Linked DNA regions of Homo sapiens: region 1 is linked to region 2. A link is an interaction called in ENCODE POLR2A ChIA-PET data of the cell type or tissue named here. Cell type or tissue: Caco-2. All regions are shown on one strand. Region 1 overlaps PCBP2 (poly(rC) binding protein 2). Region 2 holds the start of AMHR2 (anti-Mullerian hormone receptor type 2).

What was found. ChIA-PET counts read pairs that join two places held together with the same protein. Peaks named below come from ENCODE experiments on the same cell type or tissue, not always from the same donor. Only the 100,000 strongest peaks of a DNase experiment are listed, where the experiment ranks them.
Region 1: POLR2A ChIA-PET joins it to region 2 with 11 read pairs; 10 of 35 experiments call an interaction of 5 or more read pairs at or near these places.

The regions. Positions count from the first base shown.
Region 1 is chr12:53,475,550-53,478,049 of GRCh38, reverse strand. The region is part of intron 14 of PCBP2 (poly(rC) binding protein 2); the gene reads right to left. Among named protein-coding and RNA genes, the nearest start is that of PCBP2-OT1, 12 kb to the right of the region's middle. In Caco-2, CTCF peaks have their summits at 744 and 946 (motif pointing right); no DNase peak of the experiment used is centred here.
Region 2 is chr12:53,423,834-53,426,333 of GRCh38, reverse strand. It overlaps AMHR2 (anti-Mullerian hormone receptor type 2), which reads right to left and starts at 2,479. Exons shown (of 11, transcript NM_020547.3): 1 at 2,351-2,479; 2 at 1,864-2,046; 3 at 1,434-1,625; 4 at 1,092-1,169; 5 at 761-879; 6 at 415-645. The coding sequence starts at 2,399. In Caco-2, no CTCF peak of the experiment used is centred here; no DNase peak of the experiment used is centred here.

The DNA.
Region 1 (2,500 bases), 52 kb before region 2:
CAATTTAGGGCTTTCAGGGAAAAGTATTTAAGTACTCAGTATGCTTCACTGGTAGGTAGGTAGGCAGCAAGACTTTGCCCTCATTTTGAATAGAACCAAATGTATAAGACTTCATTTCAGTTCATAAGATAAGTTATTTCATAAGATTTTAAACTGATTAGCATAAAATATTTGTGATATGTGGTCATGAAAACATGATTGGTAATTCACCATCTGTATCCCTTCCACAACAATGCAAAGCCAAAAGCTGGGTAGAAAAGCAAGGGCCAAAAAACTGCAAAGTCCTTCGACTACAAACTATTTACTTTTAGTCAGAAATGGTTTCTCCACCTCAGTATTAAGGGAATATTTAGGGTTTTTTTTTTTTTTTTTTTTTTTTTTTTTGAGACAGAGTCTTGCTTTGTCACCCAGGCTGGAGTACAGTGGCGCGGTCTCGGCTCACTGCAAGCTCCGCCTCCCAGGTTCACGCCATTCTCCTGCCTCAGCCTCCCGAGTTGCTGGGACTACAGGCGCCCACCACCATGCCCAGCTAATTTTTTTATGTTTTTAGTAGAGTCGGGGTTTCACTGTGTTAGCCAGGATGGTCTTGATCTCCTGACCTCGTGATCCACCCGCCTCGGCCTCCCAAAGTGCTGGGATTACAGGCGTGAGCCACCGTGCCCGGCAGGGGATATTTAGTTCTTAAAAGGGGGGTAGATTCGTGCCAATTTCAAAACACAATGATCTAAGGAAAGGTAAACAATAGCCCTGGATTAAAGGGTTCAGTAAGAACTGAAGGTCTAAGAAAGGAACTGCTAGATACCATTAGATCTAGGACCTGAAAATTTAAGTTCATAAAAATTGGTGGTAGCACTCTGGCCCCACCAGAGCTCTGAAAGAAATGTTCTGAATGTGTATCAAGCCCGAATGGGGATTTGCTGGGGTGGGGGAGGTGACGCAGGGAGAAGGGGATGCTATGAAATACTGAGTCAGGTACTCTAGGATAAAAGACCACATGGGGGAGCTCTAGGGTTTAAAAAAATTTAAAACTGAGGCCCTTTGGAGGTAGTGATGGTAGCTAGACCCTTAAACATGTGGAATCCTTCCTTGGGGAATAGCCATTAGGTTAAGAGGCCTTCCAATCAAGAACTAGATAAAACCACATCCCTGGGGGGAGATGGTATCAGCATGATTAAGTCCTAACTACAGGAGGAGCAAGCTTACCAAGGGAGAGAGCTGGACCACATGATAAAGGAGCAACTAAATAAAACTCCTTACTGGACAGGTTTGGCCATCTAATCCTTTATGCATACTTGAGACGTGTAACACTTCTTCACAGGCCCAATCTGGGATGGAGGGGCCAAAATAACATCAAAGAATGAGATAATATATTGGAATACTAACAGCTTTTTTTTTTTTGTCAGCCAATGGTGATGCTGGGAAAAGGTCATCAGGGAAACTATCTCTACACTGAGTTCTCTAATGCCCTGGGAAGAGCATTACACTTTCAGCACTGTGGCAACGTGTACTCTCGTTGAATGGAAGGCTATCAGAGGCCTTATACCACCATACTAAGAACATTTCTACTGTTTTATGAGAGGCCTGTGCCCATCTTAGTATAAGAAAATGAACAAGATTTCAGGGAGGTTAGTACGATTGAGTAAAAGTAAAGCTTAAGTTGTTAGTCCTGGCTAGTCACTCATAACCTATGAATTTAAATTATCTTAGGGCCTCTATTTTTTAATCTGTAAAATGAGGGGATCAATGTGTTACAGATTAGTTGATCCTTAAGGTTCCTTCCAAATCTAAGCATGTCACTTCCTACTCCTGATAGTGCTGGTGGGGAGCAGAAAGGATACGGCCAGGAATAGAAAAAAGGGTAAAGAAACTTGGTTGACAGAGTTGGTTTAGGACTAGTGGATGGCATCATGTCAAGTTGTGGATAATGTCACGGGTTGGCTGAGATATACCTAATGTCACAGAAAGAGGCATAATGCTAATTCAGAGGAATGCAGACAGAAGCTGCCTAATTTTATTAGACTTATCCCACTTTGCCCCTCCCCTTCATTCTGGGTAAAGAAGTATGTTCTTTGAATGTATGACTTGGAAGAGATCCTCATGGTAACCATTCACCAGAGGAATCCTGGGATGAACACCTTGTTAGCTGCTGCTGGCAAGGTAAGGCCATCTGAGAAGTCAGATAAACTTCCTCACTAGTGAAGCTTGTTGCCAATTACAGAGGACCTTCAGGATCTAAACTGCCACAGACTCGTTATCTCTTTGTGGAAATATTGACAAACGACTATAAAATTCACTTGGGATTCAAAAAGCCCATGTCAGTTATACAGGCTTCCTAGCTGAATAGCCACAAGTCACAAGCCCCCAACCCTTTACCCTTCACAGCACACAGTGTACTAAGGTTCTTACTGCGCCAACTTTATTACAGCTAGAAACACAAATATGGCCAAGAAGGCCTGCTGATAGCTTAACCATTAAATAATTCTTAAAAAAAAAAAAAAAA
Region 2 (2,500 bases):
TTTTTTCACATGGTCTCGCTCTGTCTCCCAGGCTGGAGTGCAGTGGGATGCTCACGGCTCACTGCAGCCTCAACCTCCTAAGCTCAAGCGATCTTTCCACCTCAGCCTCCTGAGTAGCTGGGACTACAGGTGTGCACTGCCATGCTGAGCTAATTTTTGTAATTTTGCAGTGATGGGGTTTCCTCATATTGCCTAGGCTGGTCTTGAGCTCCTGGGCTTAAGCGATCCACCCACCTTGGCCTCCCAAAGTCCTGGGATTACAGGTGTGGGCCACCTCGCCTGGCCATTTTTAATGTTTTAGAAAAGAGAAAATCGAAAGCAGAAGCAATCAACAGGGCCCAGCTGCCATGTAGCCCCCACCTCTATACATACACACAGGCACACACACACACATATACACTCCTTGGTGCTCACCTTGGGATGCAGTTCCAGTACCAGCAGGGGCCCAGAGAGCAGGCGGCCAGGACCCCCCCGGCTGGCAGTGATAAATCGGACAATGTGGTCGTGCTGTAGGCCTGGAAGTTCGTACAATGCTCTCTCAGCTTGGAACTGAGCCACAGACCTCGGTGGGAAGGCCTTGATGGCAACCAGTTTTCCTTGCAGCTGCCCGGCCCAAACCACTGCATGACCTCCTTCCCGGATTACCTGCTGGGGACACTGTGCTGAGTGTGGGCCTCTGAGCTATAACAGGGCCAGGATTCCTCCCCAGCACAACCTCCAGGAGTGCCCAGAGGAGCCCTTCTCTCCCTCCCTGGGGCACCTGGGAGAAACACAGCTCAGGCAGCTCCTGCAGCTCCACACTCCAGTCCCTGCCTGAGTCTGGCCTTGGCTCTGGCACTGGCTCACCTCGCACTCTGTAGTTCTTTCGCTGTAGCAGGGCTGGAACAGACAAGAGCCTTAGGGTCAGGGTGCAAATGCATAGGGACAGGAAAAGGGACTTCGTGGAAAGGGAGCTTTGTGAGAGGTCATGGGAGTCCGGGAATCAGGCTATAGAGATCCCAAGACCATGGGGTCAGGGGTGCCTGGAGAGGGGTCAGAGCTTTTGGGGCAATGTCTTGGGGTCACAAGGGAGGGATGGGGTGGATTAGTACCCAAGATGATGCTGCCCAGCAGCAGCAGGAGGAGGAGGAACAGCCCCAGCAGCACCAGTGCCATCCAGATGGACTCACCTGGACATCAAGGCAAGAATGCAGGCTGGAGAGCACTGACCCAAACCTGCTCTCTGCTCTTCCCCTCCTGAGAGCTTGCGTCTCAACCCACCCCCACCCTGGTCACAAGACCCCTTATCTCCCAGTCACCAGGGCAACCAACTTCCCAAGGCCAGGAGGAGGAAAGCGTGGGGCGGGAGTAGGGTGAGAACTGGCCCTGGTTCCACCTCTCATCCTAACCTGGGCCCCAGCCCCCATCAGGCTTCAGTACCCTTGGGTGGCTACCTGGGGCAGCCTGGGGACCCTGGGAGCCAGGAGTCCCAGGGCTCCCTGGAGGAGGCAGATGGCTGTAATTGGCATTGCAGAAGTCAGTGCCACAGGAGCAGGTGAAGAGAGTGGAGCCAGGGCTGGGGTGGGCTCGGGGACTTGGGTCACAGTGGAGGGACTCACAGCCTGGCTCATCACTGTCTCGGCATCCTGATGGGATGGGATTAGGGGAAGAGGAGAGAAAGGGGGGGCAAGGAAGAAAGCACAATGGGGTGTGGAAACAGAGGGTAAATCCCTTCTCTATCAGAGGCGTCCCTTCCAGCTCTCATGGGCTTTTCTTTCCCACCAGATGTTCTATTTCTCCCCTTCCCCCTTGGTTGCCACCCACACCCCAGGATGTGTCTGTCTCCCACCCTAGCCATCACCTGCCATATACTTTGCCATTCACCTTGCATTTCCACCTGTGCCCGGTCTTGGGTCAGGTTCCAGATCCCAAAGCAGCAGCGGCTGTAGAGGCAGCGGATAGCTCTGGGGAGCTCTGTGCCTGTATCTAGCAGCTCTCCCAGTGTCTTTGTGCTTCCCCGCACTCCAGGGGCCTCAAAGAACACACAGGTTCGCCTGTTTGGGGGTGCTGAGGCCCAGGGTGGGGAAAGGAAAAGATTCAAGGTGGGAGTGAATGCAGAGGCAAAAAACTGGCCAAAAGAATAGACAAAACATGTTCCACATCCCAGCGTCAGTATGGTAAAGCCACAGGAGGAAGCAGGGTCAGCAGAGGCCTGGAACCTGAGCCCTGCCATGGGGACACATGGCTCTATCCTTCACCCTTACTCACCCAGCCCACTCACCACTCTTCCAAAGGGGTGGCTCTTGCTTCAAGCGCCCCTTTCCCTTGCTGGATGGATGGAGAGACCCTTCCCCTCCCTGTAGACACTTACCTTCCACAGCTGTGGGAAGTAATGCCCAAAGCCCCAAAGACCCTAGCATCTTGCTGGAGGATGGCAGCAGCAGAAGGAGAAGAGCATAAGCCAGCACAGCTGCCCCTGGCCAAATCTTTCTTCAGATACAGGGCATCCTGGGGCTTCTGA